4 separate regions of the Homo sapiens genome follow, and regions 1, 3 and 4 are each linked to region 2. Evidence: chromatin contacts called from ENCODE Hi-C or POLR2A ChIA-PET data. All regions are on one chromosome and are shown on one strand. Each heading gives the region's core, a stretch centred on a gene start or an enhancer-like site at or near the end of the contact. The rest is flanking DNA. Distances are from core to core; before and after follow the strand shown. Region 1 overlaps SH3BP5 (SH3 domain binding protein 5). Region 2 holds the start of HACL1 (2-hydroxyacyl-CoA lyase 1). Region 3 holds the start of SH3BP5-AS1 (SH3BP5 antisense RNA 1). Region 4 holds the start of SH3BP5 (SH3 domain binding protein 5).

The links. A loop is a pair of places that touch in the nucleus more often than their neighbours do. ChIA-PET counts read pairs that join two places held with the same protein, here RNA polymerase II (POLR2A). Pooled maps may share reads with other maps.
Region 1: a pooled map shows a loop between it and region 2 (5-fold over the local background). The contact joins the enhancer-like site here to the promoter of HACL1 in region 2. A Hi-C loop is called at or near these places in 7 of 50 pooled maps. POLR2A ChIA-PET finds 5 or more read pairs at or near these places in 3 of 52 experiments (AG04450, OCI-LY7 and activated naive CD4-positive, alpha-beta T cell).
Region 3: a map of aorta shows a loop between it and region 2 (2.3-fold over the local background). The contact joins the promoter of SH3BP5-AS1 here to the promoter of HACL1 in region 2. A Hi-C loop is called at or near these places in 6 of 168 maps with a recorded cell type or tissue (CD8-positive, alpha-beta T cell, Right ventricle myocardium superior, aorta and 3 more) and 12 of 50 pooled maps.
Region 4: a map of CD8-positive, alpha-beta T cell shows a loop between it and region 2 (17-fold over the local background). The contact joins the promoter of SH3BP5 here to the promoter of HACL1 in region 2. A Hi-C loop is called at or near these places in 1 of 168 maps with a recorded cell type or tissue (CD8-positive, alpha-beta T cell) and 8 of 50 pooled maps. POLR2A ChIA-PET finds 5 or more read pairs at or near these places in 3 of 52 experiments (CD4-positive, alpha-beta T cell, MCF 10A and activated naive CD4-positive, alpha-beta T cell).

The regions. Positions count from the first base shown.
Region 1 is chr3:15,308,241-15,315,251 of GRCh38, forward strand. The region is part of intron 2 of SH3BP5 (SH3 domain binding protein 5); the gene reads right to left. Among named protein-coding and RNA genes, the nearest start is that of SH3BP5, 21 kb to the right of the region's middle. Within about 2 kb of position 2,616, at least 13 of the 41 ENCODE cell types and tissues checked have a DNase peak (open chromatin) inside an H3K27ac peak, as active enhancers do.
Region 2 is chr3:15,598,861-15,605,821 of GRCh38, forward strand. It overlaps HACL1 (2-hydroxyacyl-CoA lyase 1), which reads right to left and starts at 2,709. Exons shown (of 17, transcript NM_012260.4): 1 at 2,523-2,709; 2 at 2,230-2,334. The coding sequence starts at 2,603. It overlaps BTD (biotinidase), which reads left to right and starts at 2,885. Exons shown (of 4, transcript NM_001370658.1): 1 at 2,885-3,034. RefSeq lists an enhancer at 2,614-3,256 and a silencer at 3,098-3,157.
Region 3 is chr3:15,248,686-15,256,041 of GRCh38, forward strand. SH3BP5-AS1 (SH3BP5 antisense RNA 1) reads left to right here and starts at 5,499. Exons shown (of 3, transcript NR_046084.1): 1 at 5,499-7,356. SH3BP5 (SH3 domain binding protein 5) reads right to left here. Exons shown (of 9, transcript NM_004844.5): 9 at 5,668-7,356. CAPN7 (calpain 7) reads left to right here. Exons shown (of 21, transcript NM_014296.3): 20 at 2,246-2,338; 21 at 2,431-4,231. The coding sequence ends at 2,575.
Region 4 is chr3:15,328,108-15,334,766 of GRCh38, forward strand. SH3BP5 (SH3 domain binding protein 5) reads right to left here and starts at 4,479. Exons shown (of 9, transcript NM_004844.5): 1 at 4,164-4,479; 2 at 2,397-2,459. The coding sequence starts at 4,301. RefSeq lists an enhancer at 1-153 and silencers at 4,048-4,107, 4,188-4,587.

The sequences.
Region 1 (7,011 bases), core at 1,366-3,865, 290 kb before region 2:
CAGGGCACAGACTGACTGACTGCTATGTGGCAGGCACTACTGTCAGTGCTTTAACCCCACCAATTTGTGCAATCGCTAACAATCCTAACAGGTAGGTGCTATTGTTGTTATTCACATTTTATAAAGGAGGAAATAGAGGCAAGGAAAAGAAAGGTAACTTGCCCATGGTCACAGAGCTGGGAAATGGCAGAGTGAACAATTAAACTCAAGCAGTGCTAAGACTACTTACACACGTTGAGCAACAGACACACGGCTGAGAAGGCCACCCAACCCAAGTCAGACATGAAGAAAGAGGATTCCACCAGACAGAGAAGGGGGACATTCGACCCTCCAGCACGGACGGACGGGCTGGCCTGGTAGGGGCTGGAGCAAGGACGCCTCCTGGCCATTATAAAGGCATCTGAACTCAATCCCATGAACAATGGGAGGGCATGGCACAGTGGGGAGAAGGGGAGATTACTTCTTGTTTCTTTCTTTGCAGAAGATTTTCTGGTGCTAGTTCATCACTGAAATTCTGTCTCCCTCTGCTATTCTCTACTTGCCATTTCTCTTCCTTTGGCCATAAATCACATCTCAAAATCAAACCTTTTAACCTAGTTCTATGTGATGGGTTTTCTTCCCATAGGGTTACTTAAGTCTCAAGTAATTTATTTCCAATGCACCCTTTGTCAGAAATAATTAAAGAATGCATTCTACCACAAAAAGGAAACATAATCATAGTTTACTAGATGGCTCAACTGTGAATAGCACTTACCTAGCTGCAATAAAGTAATCAAATACTGACCACAATGGATTCTGCTGAGAAGACAGCAGATGGGAAAAGTACAGGACAGAGGGTGAAAAGAGACAAAACCTCATCTTCCATAGCAGGATGTCCACAGATAGTCACTCAAATGAAAAAAATCAAGAAGTAGTCACACAATACATACTACTTGGTCATAGAAATAAATACCTCCATCAGCTAAAATACATTAAACTAATATAGTTAACTGGCTAGGGGAGAAAAAAACAGGGGTAGGGTGGGAGAATGGGATAGTATAGGGCTTTTTGTTTGATTTTGTGTTTTTGTTTTTGGGGGTTTTTTGGGTTTTTGTTTTCACTTGATCTTAGCCAAAAGGCCGAGAATCGATGGGGTTTTTGTCTTCTTAAGAGACAGAGTCTTGCTATGATGCCCAGGCTGGAGTATGGTGGCTATTCACAGGCATGATCATATCACACTGTGGCCTCAAACTCCTGGGCTCAAGGGATCCTCCTGCCCTTTCCAAGTAGCTGGGACTACAGGTGTACAACACCATGCCTGCTTTTTTGTTTTCAACTGTAAAATATCATAGATTTTTCTAAGCAGGGGCATGACCTGATCAAATTTAGGTTTTACAAAATTGTTACCTGGGTGCAGAGTATGTTAAAAGACTCCTCAGGTGATTCTGATGGGCAGGTTCAGGGCCTGCCAGTCTGACTTGATGCCCTTTTTGTGACTATCTGTACTAAGTGTGTGACCATCAAAGGGTATTAAACCCAGAAGACTTGATTTGACATCAGCGTTTCCTTCTATAAATGAGGCTGTGCTGCCAGGAATGATGCATGACTGGCTGACTTCCAACCACCAACAAGCCTATTCATCAAAGATGCATTGAAACTGAACACAAAGCCAGTCTTCCCCGCTCCACCCCCCCCCCATAAGAAAAAGCCCACCCAGTTGTTTCCATTCCACTGAGGATCACAGCTACTTGGGTAACAGTTCCCAGAAGTATTGAGGTATGAGAGGCCACAAACCAAAATCTTTCCTGTCTCCCCAGTGTTACAGCCGTAATATTCCTTGGTCCTCACCCCCACCTCTCAGTCCCTAGTGATGTGACAGGGCCTGGCCACAGTCATACTCCTAGCCACAGTGATTGTTCGATGAGCAGGGGCGATAGACATGACCCATCATAACCAATGAGACTTCATTTCGGGACCTTTCTGCAACTGTTAGAGGAAATTTCTTCCACTTGAGATGTTTAAGAGGATGGAATGAAAGCCTGCAGCAGATAGCAGCCATCCTGGCATCATGAGGGGAGAGCCTAACAATAAAGCCATGTGTATAAGGAGCAGAGTCTGTGGAATTTAGTTCAACCTAGCTTTTATAAAGCATTTCTTTCAATACATCTTAAAACCACCTTGCCACAATTGAACTTAGACTTTCTGTCTTGTTTCTTAAAGAAAAGACTTGACTGTGATCCTTTGTCTCCTGCAATTACAAGCAAATGTGTTTTCCAAGATCAGAGTGGGGGTGGCTTCAGGAATGTCCAGGGAGGAGAGTAAGCTGACTGCTTTCCCTGCAGAAAATGAGCCATGGAGGGGAGTGGCTCAAAAGTACAAACTTATCTGAGAGAGCAAGCAGATCTTCCACCAGTCAAGAAAAAGAATCCGTTTACCATCCCAGGGCTGTTTACCAAGGGAGTTTTTAGATCAGCACTTGAAAGAGTTCTTAAACAGTTCCCTCTGCTTGGAGGAGGCCTCAGCTCTTCAAATGTGAAAATTGTGTTTCATCCATTAGGTGACTCAGACTGAAGGTAATTTATTCAAGCAAAGAATTGCTGGGGGTGGTAGAGTCTCCCTGTTTGACTGTGTCAGTGTGTCAGACAAACAGCCTTGTGTCAGATAAGAGCTCAAGCTAAACCACACCAGCCAGCACCAGTATACAGTGGAAGCAGCATGCAGGTTGAACATGAAGCACACAGGATGAGTCAGTGTTTTCTGGCCAATCGCTCACCTGCTCACCTCAATTACCTTGCCTGGAAACTGAGAATCCTGGCTTTTCCTCTTCACAGGTGTCCCCAGAATTAAGTGAGATAAAGATGGGATGGTGATGTTTTAAAAATAACTGTCCTACATGTTAGAGACGACACCAAACTTCAAAAGATCCTTACTAATGCCATTTACAAGTATACCACTTTCAGTTGGCAGAAAGAGGTTTCCCAGGCATTATCTGAGACACACAACAACCCTGTAAAACAGGCTCAGCCAGAATTTCCATCCCGAGTTTACAGATAAGAAAACTGGAGGCCAGGTGCGGTGGCTCACTCCTGTAATCCCAGCACTTTGGGAGGCTGCAGGCACATCACCTGAGGTCAGGAGTTCGAGACCAGCCTGGCCAACATGGCAAAACCCCATCTCTACTAAAAACACAAAAATTAGTCGGGCATGGTAGGTGCCTGTAATCCCAGCTACTCGGGAGGCTGAGGCAGGAGAATTGCCTGAACCCAGGAAGTGGAGGTTGCAGTGAGCTGAGATCACGCCACTGCACTCCAGCCTGGGTGACAGACATTCTGTCTCAAAAAAAGAAAAACAAAGAAAACTGGAGCCTTGGAGTTCCAGGTGACCTAATGTCTTTGCATAAAGTCACAGGACTATCAAGTGTCAAGCGTTAGATGTAAGCAGACATCTTCAGTATTTTTTGTTTTTTGTTTTTTGAGACAGGATCTCTCTCTGTTACCCAAGCTGGATGCAGTGTCGCAATCATGGCTCACTGCAGCCTCCACCTCCTGGGCTCAAGCAATGCCCCTACCTCAGCCTCCCAAGTAGCCGGGACTAGAGGCACGTATGACCACACCCGGCTAATTTTTAAATTTTTTGTAGAGATGAGGTCTGTGTTGTCCAGGCTGGTCTCAAACTCCTGGGCTCAAGCGATTCTCCTGCCTCGGCCTCCCAAACTGTTGTGATTACAGGCGTGAGCCACTGCAACCAGCCATCTTCAGTCTTGTAGTCCAGTGTGCCAGTCACTTCACCAGTGGTTCTCAGAGCGTGGTCTGGCGAAACCACTGGTGGGGGTGGGGGTGGGGCACCTGGAAACCTTTTCAAGGAGTCTGCAAGATGGAAGCCATTTTCATTAATAAAGACTTGCCATTTTCACTGTCATTCTGAGCGTTCAGTAGAGTTTTCCAGAAGCTACCTGACAGGTGACATGGCAAGAAATGACATGAAATGCAGAAGTAGGTGAGAGAATCCAGCTCTTCTATTAAGCCAGACATTAAAAAGACTTGCGAAAGCATGTACAACAATTACTCTTTCATTGAATTTTCTGTTTGGAAAAATAGTCCTTTTCCATAAAATGTATTATTTTTGTTAACATGTAATAGGCTGATTGTCATCTTAATGAATATAGACCTTAGAAATAAATGTCTTTTGATTTTTATATGGCAAATATTAATATTATCCACAAAAACAAAGCTCTCTGGGGTACTCAATGATTACCAAGAATGTGAAGGGGGACCTGCAGCCAAAAAATCTCCAGTGTGCTGCACGCCACCTGCCCTCAGGCCTGCTCTACATAAACCCCTCTTGAACCAAAGACAAGAGTGTACTTTCAATAAGAATGAAGCAGTTGTTGCTTCTCAGATCTTTTTTAAATGCTTCTGATTTTGTCAGGGAGAAAGACTCCATTTGGTACCACAATGTCTTCAGCACCTGTATACGTTTGTTAATCTCTTTCTTAAAGAAAAGGGAAGCTAATCCAGGCTCAGAGCCTTCCGTAAAGAGGGGAATCTGCTAGAATTTGATAAGGAAAACAATCCACCAGAAACAACATAACATTACTCTGAAAGTCATAAGTTGTACCCTGACAAGGTGGGCACTTCCTATATATATATTATTCTTTAAAAAAAACACCTGCTTAAAAAATGTATTTTCCTTTGATGGTTTTCCATTTATAATAAGGCTATTTCCTTTTCAAACTGAAGTAAGGCTGGGCACAGTGGCTCACGCCTGTAATCCCAGCACTTTGGGAGGCCAAGGCGGGTGGATCACCTGAGGTCAGGAGTTTAAGACCAGGCTGGCCAACATGGTGAAACCCAGTCTCTACTAAAAAATAAAAAAAATAAAAAAATAAAAAAATAGCCGGGCATGGTAGCAGGCACCTGTAATCCCAGCTACTTGTGAGGCTGAAGCAGGAGAATCGTTTGAACCTGGGAGGCAGAGGTTGCATAAGCCGAGATCATGCCATTGCACTCCAGCTTGGGCAACAAGAGCGAAATGTCTCAAAAAAATTCTGAAGTAAAAACATGAACCAATTTAAAAGACAACGTGGAATAAATAGCACATGCAGTCCTAGGATGTGGCAAAAATGATGGCGGCAGCAGCAGAATAACTGGAGTTAGGGAAATCCAGCCCTAGAATGATAGGAAAGTCTCCATTAGCAGGAACATACTAGAATTCTATGATAAAAGGCACTATGAAAACATCCTGACTTACTGGCCAGTGGTAAAGGCAACTGAAATGTTCCATTCACTATCACTTTTAATGGCAAAAACCACAATTACTTTTGCACCAACCTAATACAAATCATGCTTTCTTTTCACCCATCCAATCTATTCTCTAAGAGCACTTGTGGCAGCTACTAGAACACACAAAGAAACCACTTTAAATAGCGCTTGGGTGAAAAGGGAGCAAGTGCTCTCCAGTGCTGGCTGACGGAACTTCTGTGACGATGACATGTGCTACATCTGTGCCATCCAACACAGAAGCCACAGCCACTTGTGGCCAAGCAAACACTTGAAATGTGGCTGGTGCAACTGAGTTTTGTATTTTACTTAACTTCAAGGGGCCAGGCACGGTGGCTTACACCTGTAATCCCAGCACTTTGGGAGGCCACGGTGGGAGGATCTCCTGAGTTCAAGAGTTTGAGACCAGGCTGGGCAACATAATGAAACCCCATCTCTACTAAAAACACAAAAATTAACCTGGTGTGGCACTGCATGCCTATAGTCCCAACTACATGGGAGGCTGAGGCAGGGGGATTGCTTGAGCCTAGGCGGTCAAGGCTGCAGTGAGCCAGGATCGTCCCACTGCACTCCAGCCTGGGTGACAGAGCGAGACTCTGTCTCAAAAAATTAAAACTTAATTAACTTAGTGATTTTTTTTTAATTGTTTTTTGGGATGGAGTCTCACTCTGTCGCCAGGGCTGGAGTGCAGTGGCGCGATCTCGGCTCACTGCAACCTCTGCCTCCCAGGTTCAAAAGACTTAATGATAATTTAAATAGCTGCGTGTGGCTAGTGGCTGCCCTATTGCACAGCACAGGCCTAGCCCTAGATCCTTTTCTGCTTTGAGAGATCCTGCCATGCTTTTTGGGGGCCTCAGGATGCCTTCCCTCCCGCCTCTGTCTGGTTTTTCTTCTCAGTCCCAGCTCCTGCTGGGAGGGGCTTTCATAGCCCTGAGGGCCAGAGCAAGCTGATTCTACCTTAAGAATTCTGCAGCAGAGATAGAAGCACAAAGAGTACACCAGGGCAGAGTGGGGGAGCAAGGGAGCCAAACCAGAAAGGCCAAGGCAGGAGGGTGTAGGAGCCAGGAAGAAGCAGAGGTAGAGAGCAGGGGTATGGATGAAGACCACCAGGGAGCTGGAGCCAGCCACAACACTCCTGCTCATGGCATAGGCCCAATTCCACAGCAGTTTGTGTCATCCAACTAGAAGACCCAGGTGAAACAGCCCCAAGGTGACAAATACAAATGGAAAGGAATGGAATAGGAAGAATATACTAGGATCTTCAAGTTGGGGAGAACTTCAAGATCACTGCTGGAAACCAGGGACCTAATTCCCCTTCCCCTGAGTCCTTTTCTTTTCCCATCTCAGTCCCTGACCAACTTCAGGAGTAGGGGCCCCTCAGAGTGTCAGCCAGACCTGCTACTTCCTTCTGTGAGGACTTGCCACCGTGTTTCCAATACAAGACTCCCTCTCTTAGGAATCAGAACAGAGGAAACCAGAGGAGGGAGAGACAGACAAAAACAGAGGTGAGAGACAGAAAAAAGCAAATGTGCAGAGAACCATGAGGTGGCATGGGAGGGGCAGTGAGAGATGGCCCGGGTTCCTGATTCTAATCCTGTGACAACACAGTCATATGATGTATCAATCAAACAGGACACTTTTGAGAATAAGGAGAGGCACTATTAATAACTGTGCTGGGACCACAAGCATCCACCAAGACTGCCCAGGGCCAACTGAAACATGTGGTTTCCCTACGCATCAGAGCCAGTGACAC
Region 2 (6,961 bases), core at 1,459-3,958:
TGTTCCACCAACATCTCAAATGCATGTGTTCAAAATTGAACATCACCTTTCTCCTCCAAGCTGGCTCTTCCCTCTATATTCCCAGTCTCAGTCACAGACAATATGATCTACACAATCAATCAAGTAAGCCCAAAATCTAGGAATCATCTCCAGAGGAGCCTGCCTCCTCTTTCCTAACTGGTTAATGCCTGCTTATCCTTCAGGACAGCTCAGACATCATCTCCTGTGGGAAGCTGAGCCTGGGTACTCCTTCTCTGGGCTTTATAGCACCCTGGATATCTCTCTATCACAGCACTTACCACCTTATAATACAATTGTCTGTGTCTGTCTCCACAGCTTGGCTGTAAGCCCCTTAAAGCCAGGAACTATCATTCATCTCTGTATCCAGCACCCAACACAGCACATGGGACCTAAAGAACCCTCAACTAAGCTTATAGGGGCTGAAATAAAACTTAGAGACAGAGGTCGTGCTATGTTGCCCAGGCAGCCTCTAATTCCTGGACTTGAGTAATCCTCCTGCCTCAGCCCCCTTCGTAGCTGGGATTACTGGCATGTACAACCATGCCTCGCATCATCTTTCTGAAGTACAAATCTAATTACATCGCCCACCTGTTTAGAAAAACCTTTAGTCTCCCCCATTGCCTACTGTTAAAAAAAAAAAAAAATTCAAACTCTTTTTAGATTTCCCACAACCTCCCCTCAACCTACCTACCAGTCTCACAGCTCACCATGCCTTTACCTACCTTGAGGGAACCACATGAACTAACATTACCTCTACAGGCAATCTTCTCTGTCCTCAAAGAGAACCAGTCACCCCTTCTGTGCTACTACATCTATTGTGAGAGTTATAATAGATGAGTCTTTTTCTGTAAGTCTTACCCTCACCTTCCAGGACTGATCAACGTGAAGATCAAGACTAAACCTCACTCCTTCTTTACATCCCTCTCTCCTACAGGTTATGTAGCACAATCCTTAGTATACAGTACTTAGTCAATAAATGTTTGCTGTATGAAGAAATCAGTGGCAGATATGTCATCTCTACAAAAACAGTTAAGTATAGGTTCCATTCATAGGTCAATAGCTTCATTTTTTCACACAGATGAAAGAACAGAATGTTGTTCTAACAAAGACAAGTAAAATGTAGAAGCAACAGAAACTCAAAACCTCCTAGTTTTAAGATTAAAAAATACAAATCTCAAACCTTGTAGATAAAGAATGTCATTCAATAAAGAATGTCATTCAATAAAGAATGTCATTCAATTAATAAATAATGTATAATATTAAGCATCTACACCACGTGAAAGCACAAACCAAGCCAGGCACTGTGGTGATATAACAAATGAATCACAACTTCTGCCCTCCAGGCACTCATGTATGATGGCAAAAGGCACCACTTAGGGTGGCCAGGCAGTTGTTTGGGCAAGAGGAGGCAAGAATTTAAATTAGAAGGCAACGGTGGGAGTGTAAAGCAGGAATATTTAGCCTCAGCTGGACTGAGAGTATGTGATATCACAGAAGTGGATTCTTGACCTTTCAAGCCCGCACTACTGAGAGAAGAGCAAGGTGGATTGGCAGAGGATGCACTTAAAGTGGATTGACAAAACGTCGTATCTTCCTTATCCTGCTTCCAAATAAGCCTCTAAGAAAGGTGGCAGCATGATGTGGTGGAAAAAGCATCAGGCTAGGATCTGAGCCATCTGAGTTTCCATCAAGGCACTACCATTTGTGATATCCTCCACCCTGCCCCGAACCAATCATACAACAAAGCCTTGGCCTTCACTCATTTATCCCACAGGTAATCTCTGAACACCTTTCTTATGCAGGCACCACACTAAGCACTGGGGGTACAGATGTGTCGTGAAGAAATAATATCCCTGCTCTAATGGAGCTTGTAGCCTAATAGGGAAGTCAGACTTTACTCATAAACTGTCCATTCCAATCATGACATACAGTATAGTAGTAAGAGAATGGACTCAGACCCAGAATACGTGGGTTCAAACCCTGGCTCTGCTACTACCAGCTGTGTCACCAAAGGCAAGTTTTACTTAACCTGTGTCTTTTCTCATCTGTCAACTTGGTGTAACAACAGTTAATATTCAACAGTGATTGATATGATATATGTAAAGTAGCAGAAGAGTGGTAAGCGCTATCTGGGTGTTTGCAATGCATACCTACCGCTATTACTGATCATTCCCAGTAACGCATTCAGCCACCTGAGTCCATACTCACCGCTTGCTCATTCCTCATCCCGATGTACTTGATGCCTAGCTGCTGGGCAGCAATGGCGATTTCGGTCACTGGGATGCCTACGATGCCAAATATGTACTCCACATCCTGAGGAACGAAGAACAGGGGAGTAAACTCCCAAGGCCCCACCATATCGCCACATCCTTCCCTCCCTCCCGGGCGCTAAAAGGAAAACCCCCCGACCCCCATCGCCCATTTCTACTCGTCTCCAAGACAACATCGCGGTCCCCGCCAGCTTCCGTAGGAGCCTTTCATTCCAGGAAGGTCCATCGTACTTGCGTTTTCAGGGCCTGAGCGATGACTTTAGCACCAGACACCTGCTCCTCGCTGCGCTCTGCGAAGTTACTGTCCGGCATCTTCCACCGAAAAGCTCTAAGCACTCACGCAGCCGGCAAACAAGCGGAATCATCCAGCAAGGCAAACGCGAAATCGGCAGCACGCCACCTCTGGTACTGCACCTCTGACGGACAGGAGGGCAACCAACTGCCTTAAACAACGGGAAGGAAGAGGCGGTCTAAATTCGTCCACTTCCCGGGAGAGGTGAGAATGTAAACACGCGCGTTCTCCAATCAGAACTGCGCTCTCTTCTCGGCTCCTCCATTCGCGCGCCAGAATGCCAGAGGGAGGCGGGACTAGCAGGAGATTGCTGCCTATGCAAAGCAGGTAAGAAGCCGAACTCTGAGGCCTCTCGCCATTGTCTCCGAGTCGGCCAGCTGGAGCGTTTTCGGGGCTGTAAAGGGAGAATGGCGCATGCGCATATTCAGGGCGGAAGGCGCGCTAAGAGCAGGTACGGAGGGGGCGTGGTGCGGCGCGGAGGGGGTGTGGTAAGGGCGTGCGGTCCAGACCCCGCCCCGGGCGCCCAGTTGGACTTGGGGAGGGCTGCGCAAAGGCTGCCGGGAGCTGGGAAGCCCGGCGCGCGTCGTTTGCTGGGGCTGTTTGTGCGTTGCTGCTGTGCTACCGCGTTGCGTTTTCTAGGCATTTACTTACACGCTTTGTGGTTTACGCTCTCATAACCTTGTGGTTTTATAGTCCTTAAATTATTGTAGCGCACGTTACTTAAATCCAGAAGCAGATGTGTACCCCAGCAAGAGATAAAATGACGCTCAGAGTCAGTAGATCCAGACCGTGCCTGAGATCCTGAATCCTGTTTCCTACCCACTATTCAGCCATTGGGTCACAAGCGATGAAAAGAGCACCTTGAAGGTAGTATAGAGCACTGTTTTCTCCAGCCCTTGCTACTAATCCATATTACTCTCCGCTAATATCTTTCCAAAATTAGGAACTATGGCGTTTCATAATTCTTAGGTTGGGTCCCTACCTACAACCAGCCCTGCACCCGATAGCCTTTTAAAACATTTTTGTGTGAAAATCGTTTGCAATGTGCAATATCTGAAACTACTGCCTTGGAGTCATTAGACCCTCTGCTCAGTGACAATAAACATAAAATTTCCAATTGTAATAAACAGTGGAACTTTTAATTTTTTGAGGATTTGGAGTCATTTTAAGCAAAAAGAACAGTGATAAGTGGACAGTAAAGAGATGAGAGGGGAGTGGGTCATGGGTAGTGAAATGAGTGAGAAGCACTGGAAGTGAAACGATTTCTAAACCCAGACATTTTCAAACTGTAGTCCTGGGTCTTTTCAAAAGGTCTTCCCCTCTTTTTCTCAACCCCTCAACCCCACCCCAAGCAGAGGAGAGTGAAGTGGTTGCCTCCCTGCATATGTGGACGGTGTTAGTCCATTTTCATACTGCTATAAAGAAATACCCAAAACTGGGTAATTTATAAAGAAAAAGAGGTTTAATGGTCTCACAGTTCCAAATGGCTACGGAGGCCTCACAATCATGGCAGAAGGTGAAGGAGGAGCAAAGGCATGTCTTACATGGTGGCAGGCAAGAGAGCGTGTGCAGGGGAACTGCCCTTTATAAAACCATCAGATCTCATGAGACTTACTATCATTAGAACAGCATGGGAAAAATCCCCTCCCCATGATTCAGTTACTTCCCACTGGGTCCCTCTCACCACATGTGGGGATTATGGGAGCTATAATTCAAGATGAGATTTGGATGAGGACACAGCCAAACTGTTCTGCCCCTGGCCCCTCCCAAATATCATATCCTCACATTTCAAAACCAATCATGCCTTCCCAACAGTCCCCCAAAGTCTTAACTCATTTCAGCATTAACTCGAAAGTCCACAGTCCAGAGTTTCATCTGAGACAAGGCAAGTCCCTTCCGCCTATGAGCCTGTAAAATCAAAAGCAAGCTAGTGGCTGGGCGCAGTGGCTCACACCTGTAATCCCAGCACTTTGGGAGGCCGAGGCGGGCGGATCATGAGGTCAAGAGATGGAGACCATCCTGGTCAACACGGTGAAACCCTATCTCTACTAAAAATACAAAAAATTAGGCGGGCATGGTGGCAGGCGCCTGTAATCCCAGCTACTCAGGAGGCTGAGGCAGGAGAATGGTGTGAACCCGGGAGGCAGAGCTTGCAGTGAGCTGAGATTGGGCCACTGCACTCCAGCCTGGGGGACAGATCGAGACTCCGTCTCAAAAAAAATAATAAAATTAAATTTAAAAATAAATAAATAAAAGCAAGATAGTTACTTCCTAGATACAATGGGTGCACGGGAGTGAGGTAAATATACCCGTTCCAAATGGGAGAAATTGGTCAAGACAAAGGGGCTAAAGCCCCCATGCAAGTTCAAAATCTGGCAGGGCAGTCAAATATTAAAGCTCCAAAATGATCTTTGGATCATTTTGACTTCGTATCTCACAGCCAGATCATGCTGATGCAAGAGGTGGGCTCCCACAGCCTTGGGCAGCTCTGCCCTTGTGGTTTTACAGGCTACAACCCCCTCTCCCAGCTGCTTTCACAGGCTAATATTGAGTGTGTGCAGCTTTTCTAGGCACATGGTGCAAGTGGTCAGTAGATCTACCATTCTGGGGTCTGGAGGACGGTGGCCCTCTTCTCACAGTTCCACCAGCAGTGCCCCAGGAGGGACTCTGTATGGGGGCTCCCACCCCACATTTCCCTTCCACACTGCCCTAGCAGAGGTTCTCTATGAGGGCTCTACCCCTGCAACAAGCTTCTGCCTGGACATCCAGGCATTTCCATACATCCTCTGAAATCTAGGCAGAGGTTCCCAAACCTCAATTTTTGACTTCTGTGCACCTGCAGGCTCAACACCATGTGGAAGCTGCCAAGGCTTCAGGCTTGCACTGTCTGAAGCCAGGCCTGAGCTGTACATTGGCCCTTTTTAGCCATGGCTGGCATGGCTGGGATGCAGGACACCAAGTCCCTAGGCTGCAAACAGCAGGGGGACCCTGGACCTGACCCATGAAACCATTTTTCCTCCTAGGTTTCTGGGCCTGTGATGGGAGGGCCTGTTGTGAAGGTCTCTGACATGCCCTGGAGACATTTTCCCCATTGTCTTGGTGATTAATAGTTAGCTTCTTATTACCTATGCAAATTTCTGCTGCCAGCTTGAATTTCTCCCTAGAAAATGGGTTTTTATTTTCTACTGCATCGTCAGTCTGCAGATTTTTCAAATTTGTATGCTCTGCTTCCTCTGGAACACTTTGCCATTTAGAAATTTCTTCTGCCAGATACCCTAAATCATCTCTCTCAAGTTCAAAGTTCCACAGATCTCTAGGACAGGGGCAAAATGCCACTAGTCTCTTTGCATAGCAAGAGTGACCTTTACTCCAACTCTGAATAAGTTCCTCATCTCCATCAGAAACCACTTCAGCCTGAATTTTATTGTCCATATCACTATCAGCATTTTGGTCAAAGCCATTCAATAAGTCTCTAGGAGGTTCCAAACTTTCCCACATTTTCCTGTCTTCTGAGCCCTCCAAGTCTCTAGGAAGTTCCAGACTTTCCCACATTTTCCTATCTTCTTCTGAGCCCTCCAAACTGTTCCAACTTCTGCCAGTTACCCAGTTCCAAAGTTATTTCCACAGTTTCGGCTGTCTTTACAGTAGTGCCCCACTCTCTGCATTACCAATTTTCTGTGTTAGTCCCTTTTCATACTGCTATGAAGAAATACTCAAAACTGGGTAATTTATAAAGAAAAAGAGGTTTAATAGATTCACAGTTCCACATGGCTGGAGAGACGTCACAATCATGGTGGAAGATGAAGGAGGAGCAAAGGCACGTCTTACATGGCGACAGGCAAGAGAGTGTGTGCAGGGAAACTCCCATTTATAAAACCATCACAGCTTGAGACTTATTTGCTATCACAAGAACAGCATGGGAAAAACCCTCCCCAATGATTCAGTTACCTCCCACCAGGTACCGCTCATGATATGTAGGGATTATGGGAGCTATAATTCAAGATGAGATTTGAGTGGGGACATAACCAAACCATATCAGGGACCCATCTCAGAGGGTGACTTCTTTCAAGTCTCAGAGTGTATCTAAAAAGAAAATGCAGATTTTGTATTATACTCTAGAATGTATCCATATTTTAATTTTAAAATGACATTTATTGAGATATAATAAAGATACAATTCAATGTCCAGATTTTAAATGTTAGATGAGTTTTGACAGTTATATATATATATATCTATGAAATCACCACCCAAAATAAAAATGACATTTTAAACTGCTTACCTGTCAAGTAAAATTGACATTCCAGAAAGATGTGAAACGGGCTGGGCACAATGGCTCATGCCTGTAATCCCAGCACTTTGGGAGGCCGAGGTGGGCAGA
Region 3 (7,356 bases), core at 4,249-6,748, 350 kb before region 2:
AGGTTTAAAAAATATAGAGAATACAGCCTGGGCATGGTGGCTAACACCTGTAATCCCAGCACTTTGGAAGGCCAAGACAGGAGGATCGAGTTCAGGAGTTCAAGACCCGCCTGAGCAACATGGCAAAACCTCATCTCTGCAAAAATTTTTTTAAAAATTTAGCCAGGCATGGTGGCATGTGCTTTGTATAGTCCCAGCCACTTGGGAGGCTGAGGTGGGAGGATGACTTGAGCCCGGGAGGCAGAGGTTGCAGTGATCCCAGATGATGCCACTGCACTCCAGCCTGGTTGACAGAGCGAGACCCTGTCTCATACAACAACCAAAAAAAAAAAAAAAAAACAAAAACAGAATACAAATAAAAACAGAACTACCTTCTAAATAAGATTGGGCTTAATTTTGCTTTTCTTACAAACTAATCCAGCAGCAGCAGTTAATAACCCATTAGATACGAAGATTTGATTAAACTATTTTTCCACAAGAAAGTCATTTTTAAAACCTCTACCAGTTTGATAGGTGAAATAGGTAAATAAACCTATTTGCTCTTTTGTACTTAATTTCTAGATAGATTGAACATGTAATAATGTTCATTACAATATTGTTTATTCCCTATTCATGTTTCTTGCCCATAGAGTTGTCATTTTTTTTAATTATAAGCATGAAAAAGGTAAGGGTATTAACTCCTTCACATATTTGTGGATATTTTTCTCAGATTGTCATTTTTCTCCCACATAGAAAAACATTTCATTTTAAAATAATGAATCTGTCTTCTGGTTTCATTTTGCTGTGGACAGGAACTCTCACCACATTACCAAATTAATTTTCACCATATTCTGATTATTTTATGGTTCAATTTTTTGCATTTAAAAAATTCATATGAATATATTTTTATATTTGGTATGAAATACAATTTAAGAGTTTTTTTCTAAATTTTTTGTTACCTCATCACCATCTAAATGAATCTTTCCTTACTGATTTGGAATGCCACGTTTATAATATGCTAAGTACTTCTGTAAATTCAGAGTTTGTTTCAGGGCTTTCTTTCCTGTCCCATAGGCCTTTCCATTTGTTACAATAACAATTTTTTTTTTCTTTTTTTTTTGAGACAGAGTCTTGCTCTGTCACCAGGCTGGAGTGCAGTGTGTGATCTCGGCTCACTGCAACCTCCGCCTCCTGGGTTCAAGCGATTCTCCTGCCTCAGCCTCCCAAGTAGCTGAGGCTACAGGTGCACACCACCATGCGCAGCTAATTTTTGTATTTTTGGTAGAGACGGGATTTCAACATGTTGGCCAGGATGCTCTTGATCTCTTGACCTTGTGATCCACCCACCTCTGCCTCCCAAAGTGCTGGGATTACAGGCGTGAGCCACCGCGCCTGGCCAATGACAATATTTTTAATTATACCCTGTGGCCAGGCGTGGTGGCTCAAGGCTGTAATCCCAGCACTTTGGGAGGCCAATGTAGGAGGATAGCTTGAGCCCAGAAGTTCCAGACCAGCCTGGGCAGCATAGTGAGACCCCCTGTCCATAAAAAAAAATTTAAGAAATTAGACAGATATGGTGGTACATACCCATAGTCCCAGGTCCTGAGGAGGCTAAGGTGGGAGAATCCCGAGTCCAGGAGGGCAAGGCTGCAGTGAGCCATGATTGCTCCACTGTACTCCAGCCTGGGTGACAGTGAGACCCTGTCTCAAAAATAAAAAAGAGGTCGGGCGCAGTGGCTCACACCTGTAATCCCAGCACTTTGGAAGGCCGAGGCTGGCAGATCACCTGAGGTCAAGAGTTCGAGACCAGCCTCTCCAACATGATGAAACCCCGTCACTACTAAAAATACAAAAAAATTTAGCCAGGCACAGTGGCATACCCCTGTAGTCCCAACTATTCAGAAGGCTGAGGCAGGATAATCACTTGAACCCAGGAGGCGGAGGTTGCAGTGAGCCAAGATCGTGCCTCTGCACTCTAACCTGGGCAGCAGAGTGAGACTCTGTCTCAAAAAAAATAAAATATTTCCCGGGGAGCCCATGGTAAAAATACAGTCTCTCTTAAAGTAAGTTTAATCTGGTGTTAATCTTTAAGGCTTCAACTGAAAAATATAAATGGTGTGTTATGATCAAAAATAGAGTGTGTATGTTTCTACTGAAACTTCAGAAACATAAACTTAGTATGACATCTGCACTTCAGATAAAGTTATTTTAAATCACGTTTGAGAATATATATTAATACAGTAATTCTGTTCATTTTAAATGCTAGGCAATATAGCGTTGGATTTGAGGTTGTAACAGTTTCTACTCTAGGAGATCCTGGTCCCCATGGCTTTCTGAGGAAATCTAGTGGTGACTATAGGTAATGTTGGCATTTTTATTGTATCTATTTTATACTTTACTTTTTGTGGCATCATCTTCTATAAACCTTATTCTCATTTTCTCTAAATATAGGTGTGGGTTTTGCTACCTGGAATTAGAAAATATACCTTCTGGGATCTTCAATATCATTCCTAGTACCTTTTTGCCTAAACAAGAAGGACCTTTTTTCTTGGACTTTAATAGTATTATCCCCATCAAGATCACACAACTTCAGTGATGGAGAAATCTCAAGTTACTGGCTTTTATACTTACCAAACATCAGTTCTTCAAATAAGGACGCAAATCTTCAGGACAGTAAGCAGAACAATCAGAATGGAATTAAATCTCTAAAAACGTGTTACAGTGGAATCTGGTGCTTGTCAGGGTGTTTGGTAAGAACTGTATATAGTCAGAATTACCTAAATCACCTAGAGGTACCGTTTACATGGTTTTGTGTATATAGAGTTGGCTTGCATTTTAGGGGCCATTTTGTATAAAAAGTGCATATGATTAAAATTAGACTCAGTCATCACTGTGAGATGCCTTTGCTAAGAGGATAAAGGAACTGAGACCAGATGAGAAAAAGAAAGGATATAGATTCCTTGAGTGGAATAGTGGGCTAGATTAATATACCGAAATATTTCCATTGTTTCCCTTTTTTGCAGAGCATGTGGAAGTTAAACCTGCTTGATTCTACTATACATCTTGGGCAACTAGTTACCAAATGAATTGTGCCACCATAACTGATTTTAATTTTGCATTATTTATGATTTTAAAATATTTGTTGCCCAGGTGTTATGAAAGAATAAAGCTTTTAAGTATAGACTACCTTAGCATGAAGATGCTCATGCCTAAGAATGAAAATTGTTGAGGTTATCTCCCATTCAATCATGTAGCAAGAACTTAAAGAAATTCACTACTGCAGTTTTTATTTTTAAAAAACAGTAATTGAGATATTGAAGACATTACAATTTAGTTTGTGTGGTCTTTTTTTAAATTGCTGTATCGTTCAGTCTCTTGTGGCAATAGCACTTTGAAGAAAATAGAGAATTTAATATATGGTGATTGGGATATGTAGCATTCAAAAAAAGTGAATTGCCAAGATACTGGTGTCATGTAAATTCCCACTTTACATAAAAACCCATCAGGACAGAATGATGCTCAATATTTTAAAATTCTAAAAATAGGGTGGGATTTTTCATTGTCTCTACTTTATAATTATCAAAACTTATTTTGTATTGCTACTACCTTAAATTGAAATAAAATGTTTATACTTACGGATATTGCATAGTTTAAGTTAGATTTATTGAAAGATTTCATCTGTCGTGTTTCATGTAAATGAGAACAGATTATTTGCATGAAAATATATACTTCAACAAAAATCTGTTCTTTAACAGAGTAGTGGTAGATTATTACACTAATGAGATTTCACTTTGGTAAATACTTCATGCTTTCAGTTTTAGCCTATTAATTTTAGGTGGACAAATTTAACAAGTTTTCTGTTACTTTTTAAAAAGAAAAAATCCAGAACATAAGAACTATATTATGAACACATGATTTGAACCTGTTGTGGTAAAGATCTTGTACAGGATGCAAACTAAAAACCTAATCCCTGCCATCAAATTTATTAGAAGAGACCTATATATGAACAACTTAAAGGCACTGATTTCTATAATAGAGCTCTAAAAACATGCCACCAGTGTATGAATAAGGGAAAGATTAATTTTGGCTGGACCAATATAAAAAATTGTATTTGAAGAATTGATACTTTAACTTGGACCTTGAAGGTAAAGCTTCAAAAGACAGGTTACTGACCATTGAGTGTTTACTATGTACCCAATGTGTATATTTTTCTTTTTAATCTTCCCAATAGCTGAATAAAGTATAGATACTATTATTTGTACTTCTTACAATTGAGGAAATAAGCCTAAGAGATTAAAAGATTTTGCCCAGGGTTCACAAGCCTTCTTCCCTGAGCCCTGATTGAGCTGCTGTGTGTGTCTAATGGCACCCACAGTCACGGCCGTCTAGTCGAGGGAGGGACAAGATCTAGACCCATTGTAGAGGGAGGAAAAACAATCCAGGCCTTTTGGAGGTTCTAAATAACAGACAGACCAGTTGAATTGTTAGAGAGGATGACTCAAGTTTCTAATTCAGCACATGGACAGATGCTCATAGCTTCAGTGAAAGGTAAGTTTTGACACATTAAATTGCCCAGAAAATCCAGATCTGGAATCAACGTGGTATAGTAAGTGAGATCACCCAAAAAGTCAAGAGTCACGTGAACTAAAGATGGTTAAGAACTGATTTGGGGGAAGTTTTTTAGAAAGTATTTCTAATTTAGAAAAAAATACATAGACTAACAGGAGATACAAGAAAACGAGGGTTGGGGGAGGATTAAGAAGCCCAGTGAACAGAATTCCCAGAAGAGTATAATTAAATGTCAGATGTGGTGGAGATAAAGAGGCCACAGTGACAGCAGTAGGGGCAGACTACGTAAAACTAGAAATTTGACTAGGTGATAGTGTGAGAAGGGAGCCCTGGTCAAAAGGTGGTCTGCATCCTTTTCTGGTGTAGGAGACAAGCAAGTGGTAGGCTGATGGGAAAGGGGGATTGAGGCAGGAAACAAGAGAAATTCTTAATGCCCATAAGGAATACTCTAGTGCTACTGACTGACTGCCTAGGCTTTGTCTTTTGTAAAGACAAGGGAAAGAAAGCCCCAGTGTTAGAAAACTCCTTCCCACTTTCATTCTCTGCGAGAAGTACCTAGAAATTTCTAGTTATTAGACTGTATAACTTGACTCTGCTGTAAAAACTTTATCCTAGCTTGGGCTATTTTCCAGATGGTGTTTCTTCTAGGAGGAAAAAGAATTGCCTCAATTGCAGGGAAGTTTTTGCTAATGGTAAGTCAAGCAAGTCTCAGTGTCTTTACTACAGGTAAAAGGGTGTAAGGAGATTTTATGAGAACTGAATGAACCCTGAAGGTCACTAGTCAAATTCAGGTATGCTGTTAAGTGTTCTTGCTTGAGACCCAAATTACAAGACTGGCCAATTTTTGTATTTTTGGTAAAGACTGGGTTTCACTATGTTGCCCAGGCTGGTCTCGAACTCCTGGGCTCAAGTGATCCACCAGCCTTGGCCTCCCAAAGTGCTGGGATTACAGGCATGAGCCCTTGGGCCCAGCCGGCTGTTTAATGTTCTTAAATAGCACAAGGGACTTCTATGAACTTTCCTAGATGAAATATTTATTAACTACTAGGTAAAACACTTGTTTGATACTGCAAAGGGTTATTTCTGAAACTTAAACCTCATGATTGGCCAACCAAGAACTTTTTCTCCACAGCATGCTTTAATAATGAAATGCGGATTAAGAGTCCAATATTATAAAACATTTCCACAAAAGAAAGAATCCATCTGATTCTCAACTCTGAATGCACATTTGAATTCCCTCGGGGAGCTTTTAAAAGTCTAATGCCCCAGTGTACCCCCCCCAGTTAATTAATTAAATAATTCTCTGGGGATGAGAACTGACTGACAGCAACACTTAAGCTTCGAGACTGCAGTGTGCAGCCGAGGCCCACTCCTCCAGCGTCACCACCTCGTCTTTATCTGCCACTGTGTCTCCTCATTGCCCACAGCTTTAGCAACAGCAAAAGTAGAATTCAAACCTTGGTAAACAAGGCTTAAATTATTACTGTTCATGACCTTAATTAATTGAAAATGATTACTGGTGACCACAGCACTCCATGCTCTTCCTTATGGAAAAAGGGTTGCCTAGAAGATTTAGGCAATACTGGGAGTTCTTATTTGAAGTCACAGAAAGGAGAAACTTTTCTCAAGCCGTTTTTATTACACTTAGTGTATTAAGACAAGTACAAAATAACCTTGTAATTAAGATACTGTATCAGTCAAAAAAGAAGTCACTATTGTATGAAGAGATTTACAAATGACTAAAATATACAGGCTGTGACAGAATTAACAGTTTGAAAGAGGGTTGCTTTTTTCTTTTAGAAATGCTAAATTTTCTTAACAAGACAAAAATACAGTGCTCTAAATATGCATTACCATGAAAACGTTAAAGAAAAGCAGTCTTAACACTTAACTACTATTAACAGCCTTTGCCAACACATGCCTGCCTACTCCCTTTCCTAACTTTAAAGAACTGTTTCCTCTAAGGAATACTAGTGCAGCATAACCCTTAAATAATTTCATTTATTTTTAAAGTTACAACCTACAGAGAAATTAACATCTTGTCAATCTAATAACAGTGGCAACCATTCTTCACATGCACTTCTCTTAGAATAAATCCCCTTGGCTGGCAGGATAAGGCTTATGCTGTAGAACCTTCTCCCCCACAGCCACAAATCCCCTTCTATAAGTCCCTCCTACCCTCATCCCCCCGCATCCCCACTGGCATTCACCTTTCCCACCCCAAAAAGTGCAGCTCATGGTAGCCTTCTAGAAAATGGTTTTAATGGGTATCCCAGCATACACGCTTTTTTAAAAGCCCCCTCTGAACACCAGAGGTGGTGAAAATGAATTGTGTTCTTGGATTTTTTTTTTTTTAAGCCTCCACTGGGTCAAAAATATGTGCTCTTAATACTTGAGTTTTTGCTTTGTGTGTGGGTTTTCTTTCTTTTTCATTTAGATATCGTGGGATAAAGTGGAGAGGACATCTCCATTTTCCCATACAAACTGAGGGTGAGAAGAGAAAGAGAAGCAAGCTGTTGCCCCCACTTTGGCCTGGCTTCCCAGCCATCTTCCCAGCTCTGGTTCTTTCATAGGAACTAGTTATTGCTTCCACAATGCCGTTATACGGAATGTTCCACAAAGGCTGTGAACCTAGTCACAGTCTACCCACAACAAGAACTCTGCTCTGAAAAACCAGCCCAAGAGCTCTTACCCAGAAGAACAATCTTTAGCCCTCAAGGTCACTGAAACTTCATTAGAGCAGTTTAGAGTAGACGTGTAAGATTTGGCATATATTAAATGATTATTGGCACAATGTTCTCCAGTTCC
Region 4 (6,659 bases), core at 3,229-5,728, 270 kb before region 2:
AAGGCCAGCCAGCAACCCAGCCCAGCCCTGGCCACCCCCCTCACACCCTCCAGTTCGCCTCTCACACGGTTCCAAATGCTCTCCAGAGCCAGGCAGGAAACACCTGTCTGGTGGCTTCCTGTGACACACAAATACCTAAGTGTATTCAGAAATGGGATTCAGAAGTAAGGGCTAAAAAGAGTTTAACAGATTAACCAATTTCACCCCAAGAAAGTAAGCACACTTGGGGCTGAGATGTGGGCCATCTTGTTCATTACCCAGAACAGTGGCCGGCACATAGTAGGCGAGCAACTAGAATCAATCAATGCTTTTAAAAAAAAAAAAAAAAGACTATTTCCAGGATGGGTATGGCAACTCATGCCTGTGATCCCAGCACTTTGGGAGGCCAAGGTGGGAGGATCACTTTGAGGCCTGGAGTTCAAGACCAGCCTGGTCAACAGAGCTAGATCCCATCTTTACAAAAAAGCTTAAAGATATGAAAAATTAGCCAGGTATGGTGGCATGCACCTGTAGTCTCAGCTACTGGGGAGGATGATGCAGGAGGGTTGCCTGAACCCAGGAGTTTGAGGTTGCAGTGAGCTGTGATTGCACCACTGCACTGGGATAATAGAATGCAGGAACTGGAGGAGATCTGGAAAATGCCTGGGAGTATAAGATGGGAGCCCTGCCTCTGAGGCGTCATAGTACCAGAAGATGCTGAGCCTCTGAGTCCTGATCTGGAAAGTAAATAGTCCCTACCCTCCTAGCTCTCCAGGCCAGAACATTCTATGATGACAGCAGTTTAATACAGTGGCAACTGGACTGTTTAATATAGTGGCAACTGGGCTCTTGAAACGTGGCTATTGTGACTGAGAAATGGAATTTTTAGTCTTACTTAATTTTAATTAAACTCATTAGCCAGGCATGGTGGTGCACACCTGTAATCCCAGCTACTCAGGAAGCTGAGGAATGAGAATCACTTGAGCCCAGGAGGTGGAAGTTGCAGTGAGCAGACATCACACCACTGCACCCCAGCCTGGGCGACAGAGTAAGACTCTGTCTCAAAAAAAAAAAAATTTTAATTAAATTCAAATAGCCATACGTTGCACATGGCTACCATATGGGACAGCATAGCTCTAGGCTGGTGTGACAGGATGGAATGAGCTAAAACGTGTAAAAAACACTCTGGAAATGCTAAAGCCCTATAGGAATGGTAAGAGTTTTGTTGTTTAATGCATTAGAAATCTGAGATCCTGAGAGGTTTCAGTTACCCCACATCACAGACAGACTCAATTCATAAGTGAAAGAAATGTAAACAAACACAGATTTTACTTTACTTGGGGAGAAGGACAGCCCATGCTCTTGTATACCTACGATGGAAATGGAGGTGGTTAGCGATAACCCTTCACGCAACTCAGAGCAACAGGCTTTTTCATCCACATTGCTGCATCCAGATTTGGTAACTCCAGGGCCTACGCACGCAGCAGAAATCAAGGCTGCCAGTGAATCCTGGTAGATTATATTCCTATCTCCCACACTCTCACTCTTAGGGACCATGTGCTTCTTGTCCCTTCCACTGACGTTTGCTATTTCTCCTGCTACAGAAACAGACTTTGCCAACAGCTCCCTGCATTGGGAAACTGCGCTGAGAGTCCCTTTGGGGTTCTGACAGTCAATTCACAGTCTCCTGAATACATATAGTGGTTGTTCAAATTTGCTGATGGGTGGTAAAAGCAACCACTACTGGAAAGGGGTGGGAACTAATCGGAGGCTGTGATGAATGCTAACTTGTTTACACTCCCATTGGAAAATGCACATGAAACCCAAATCAAGTTTTAGTCTCCCAAGATTTTTCCCAGCAGGAAAGGCCTTCCCAGTCTAAACAGCTTTTTGTTACCATTATAATTATATTCTATGCACTAGCAGACAATAAAGAAATGAGCAGGGAAGCAGAAGGAGGCGGGGGGTGAGTTATTAGGACAGGAAAGTCAAGAAATGGTCGAAGTCAGAGGAAACAACACAACACTCTCCAGGACAAATGGCAGGAACTGCCCTGAATATGTAAGAGATTTTGTGAGCTCATTCATTATTCTCCATTAAAGAGTTCGGCTAATTTTCCCCTGTCCTTTCAGTCACATTAAAACTTGGGGCTTAAGCGTTGTGTAACGCTCTGCACAGACTTGGTTTAGGCCCCATGGAGCTTCCATAATGAAAAACAACATGTGCAATTGGATCCACATGCGTTCCGCCCACAGGTTGAGCTCAGTGGTGTATTTTATTCTGTCAGGGAGCTGTTGCTCAACTCCCAAGGAGGGGGGTCCAGCAATAACACTCCAGCTATGAAGACAAAATTAACCAGCCTTGTGCCGGTGTGAGTGACATCACTTCACCAAGAACAGGAACTCAGCTCTCTGTACCTCAAGTTCAGTCTCCCGTCTGTTGATATCATCCGTGGACTGATTTAACTTCTCCAGTTCTCCCTGGTGAAGAAAAGAGGGAGAAAAAAAGACTTAAGGGATCCGTCTTTTGTTTCCAATATAACTCAGTCCATAACCTGAAAAATTACCCCAGCCCAATTTGCAGGAAAAGGGAAGAATCAGAATTAATTCTTACGGCAAACAGTTGAGGCTTGACTAGAAAAGCAAATGAATGTCGGCATTTCTGAAACCATTTTCTTGAGGGTGTCCCTTTTGACAATGTCTTCAGAGACATTTGGAATTTGTCAGAGGTCAACTATTCCAGGTACATGCCTTCAGGTAAACCCCACCTGTTACAAATGGTTTAATGGCCTAATCAAAACAGTACCATCTGCCTTGAGCAAGAACTTTGCTTAGAAAACAATAAAAGACAATAAGCAAGGCCAAGCCAAAAATATAAACCCAGTGAAATCATCAAGGGCAGAATTCTGGTATTAACTCACCAGAATTATTTTTCTGTAAAGGGTGAAAATCTTTTCACACTGCCAATTATTCAACCTACTTAGCTGGACGTTTTAAACTAGCTTTAATCCCATTCCTTTCAATAAACATTTACAAACTGACATTTTGTAAAAAAAGTATCCAACATGAACTTAACTCATCATTACTATGCAAACAAAGGATCTTGCTAACATAATCCCATACCAGTAACACACGATTTATTCCAAACCAATTACTTTAATTAATAGCATTCCTAATGCAAGGATTTTTTTTCCACCTGATCTTTATCTTGCTAAGCTGACAAAACAATTCATTTAAACCCCAACCACTGAGTTAAGTGAGCTTTTAAATTGATCTGTGCACTAAAAAACCAATTAGGTATCCAGAAATTACAGAGCATGCTTAAAAGCAATTTTTTTAAAAAAATGATTTATTGAAAAGGTAGAAAAAAAACGGGCCTTAGAAAGGGATTTGCTCTGCTTTTTGCTTAGGGGTGAAGAGGTGAAACTGTCACTCCTAGATCTCGGCTTGGAAATTGTTTTTTAATCATCTCTCTTGGAAATGGAGGCACAGCCAGCCAGCCCAATCCCCTCGCCGCCTCCACGCGTCAGCTTTGCGCATCAGTTGTCCCCGATTTCTTTTCATGCCCAACCTCACAACAAGGAAAAGCAGGGTTTTAAGCAATTTCAAGCCAGGCAGAACGTTGAGCCAGTGATGACAATAAGCCGCTCAGTTCGCTAACAATCAATCAGAGAAGGAAAACGGCTCAGGCCGGGCACCTTGGCAAGTGAGGACTCTGCACCCGGGGCACCGGTGCCAGCCCGCGCTGCAGGGCAACGCCCACCCGCCCACGGTGCCCGGCGCCCACGCGGGCGACACCTCCTCGCAGAGCCTGGACGCCGTGCCATGCCCGCGGTGCCGCGGCCGGGCAGGGGTACCCCCGAGGATACCATGGCGCCCCCGCCCCCTTTTTCCCTTTGTTGCACATCCACCCGAACCACCAGGCACGCTGCACCGACCCCGATCCTGCTACGGGTCGGCGGGGGACTCCCCGCAATAGAGTCAGGCCGCATCCACGCGGGCACTGTAGCCTCCTCATTGTGGAGACGATGAAACGGAGCATACAGACCGTCTCCTGCCACCCTATGTGGCCGCCAGTCCCCGGACCACAGTTACTGGGGGCTGCGAAGTGGCTGTACGCGTAGACACCGACCTCCGTAGCAGCCCTCGCGAAGCCCGGATGCGGGGCGACCCCGCGCGCCCTACCTGGATCCGGGGATCCACCTCTTCTTCCTCCTCCAGCCCCTGCTCCATCCCCTCTTCCTCCTCCTCCTCCTCGTCCCGGGCAGGCGGCAGGATTTCGGCTGGCTCCTCCGAGCGGCTCCGCTTCAGTGCCGCGTCCATGCAGGCAGCCGGCACGCGCGCCGCGCAGTGGGCTCCGGAGCGCCCCGGGGGTCGCGGCTGCCACAGGCTGGGCTGGAGCCGCCTCGCCACAGCCGGGCACGGTCGGGGAGCCGCCGGGGCCGACACCCGGGAGACGCAGCTCGCCGATGCGGATACCTCCGGCCGCGGCGGAGCAGAGGAAATGGGCGCGGCCGCCCCCTTTCTGCCGCGGCAGTCAGCGCAGCGCCCGCTCCGCCCCCGTCCCGCCCCGGCCTCGCGTTCCGCCGCCAGTCCCAGCTATCCAGGTCTCCGTCGCAAAACCCCAGCTCCCTCCACATCTCCAAGGTGGCAAAATAGGACAGCCCCCACCCCCTTGTAACTTAGCAGCTCGGATATATCTCAACTACGTAACGCAAGCCTCCCGCTTTCGGGAGTCCCCTCCTCCAGCCCTCCTCCGAGGCTCGTTGTTTGTGTGGTAGGGAGGCGTGGGTGTTTTCACACTGAAGTCGCCTTCTGAAGCCTACGCTCAGTGACCCTGGCCCTCAGGACCAAGACTTGCCGAAACCCTATACCCAAAGCACACTCATCCTCTTGAGCGAACCTTGGGAATGGCGGAGGTTCCGTGCACTGATGCATTGCCGAAGGCTGCGGCCTCTCTGGGCGAGCCCCATACCGAAACACAGAGGTGCGGCGGTCCTACCTGAATAGCCAGGAGCATGGAGAATGCATTGAGCTGGGATTTAAGGAGGTGGCAAGTGTAACCCCTGTTGATGGGCACACTCTGGCCAAGAATTTATGAATTAGTGAGACTTTCTGCCCACCATCAACAAGTAGGGAGACAGAGTTGGCCTGGCAGACACAGCATCCGAAAAGGCCAAACTGAAGAGGCACGTGTGTGTGCTTTTATGAAATGTCAGGGCCACTGTGATGTCAGGGGAACGCAAAGGATGACCTTGGCAAAGCAGATGAGCACATGGCTGCTCACGTCTCCTTGCCTTGAGAAATGCAGAACGTGCACATGTCCTACACGGAGGCCTGTAGCCCATCGGCTCTGAGTTTGGAGGACAAATTTGCTTGAGAAAGGAGCTTCTTTCTGAGAACCTATCATCAAAGCCACCTTACAAAACCTGGGTCTGGCACAACGTGGTGGCTCGTATCTGTAATCCCAGCTCTTTGAGATGCCAGGACACAAGGATCACTTGAGGCCAGGAGTTCAACACCAGCCTGGACAATACAGCCAGACCCCTTCTCAAATGAATAAATAGTCCTGCTCCTGGTGGTTTTATCAGAAACTAGGCTAGAGGGTTACTCCTTGGGCAAGGCACCACCCCATACACGCTGGCACTGTAGTCCACTGTCAAAGGAAATTTGTCCTGTCTCCTGGAGGTAGTGCCATGGTTTGTTTCTAAAAAGGTCAGACCTGTTCATTGCTCTTTAAATCAAGGATGAGTCAGCAATTCTGTGAGAGGTGCTTCAAAGCTCCTTGCTAAAGACATAGTTGCTTTTGGTTTTCCAATGATAGATGAAGCCAGGAACAAGATAGCCATAGGGGTCACTTTGGAACACAGGAGCCACCAACCTTCTCTGGTGGCTTGGAATTGAGCCTCCAACTTTGCAGGTACATCCTAGCTCTGAATGAACTGAGAGACAGAGTTTGAAATAAACAGAACTCTGGGGTCAGCCCTGACTATGATAAATGCTTCTCAGCTAGCAGAACCCTATCCTCTCCATTCTAAATGGCAAACTCCAAACTACATTCCTGCTTAAGCTTAGGTCAAGAGCAAAATACATCTATGAGACATAGGCCAACTGCTCAAGAACATCAGTTCAGACTTTTGTTGTCTTATTTTTTGGAGATCTGGGCCAGCTATAGTGTTAATCCTAATAGTCTTTCTAAAGATAAAATGAGAAAAATAAATAAACCACAGGCAGTACTATATACAGTCAACCCTCCATAGCCTCTCAGGTTCCACATGTGTAAATTCAACTAACCACAGATAGAAAATATTTGGGGGAAAAAAACACAACAATTAAAAAAATGCATATTTAAAAATACATGGCCAGGAGTGGTGGCTAACACCTGTAATCCTAGCATTTTGGGAGGCTGAGGCAAGGAGGATCACTGGAGGCCGGGAGTTCCAGACCAGCCTGGGCAACAAAGCGAGACTGCCTTGCTCTCTAGAAAAAAAAAAAATACAGTATATGACAACTATGTACATATTTGCATTGTATTAGGTATTGCAGGTAAGAAATCTAGAGCTGACTTAAAGTATACAGGAGGGGCTGCTCATGGTGGTTCATGCCTGTAATCTCAATACTTTGGAAAGCCAAGGTGGGTGGGTTGCTTGAGCTCAGGAGTTCAAGACCAGCCTGGACAAC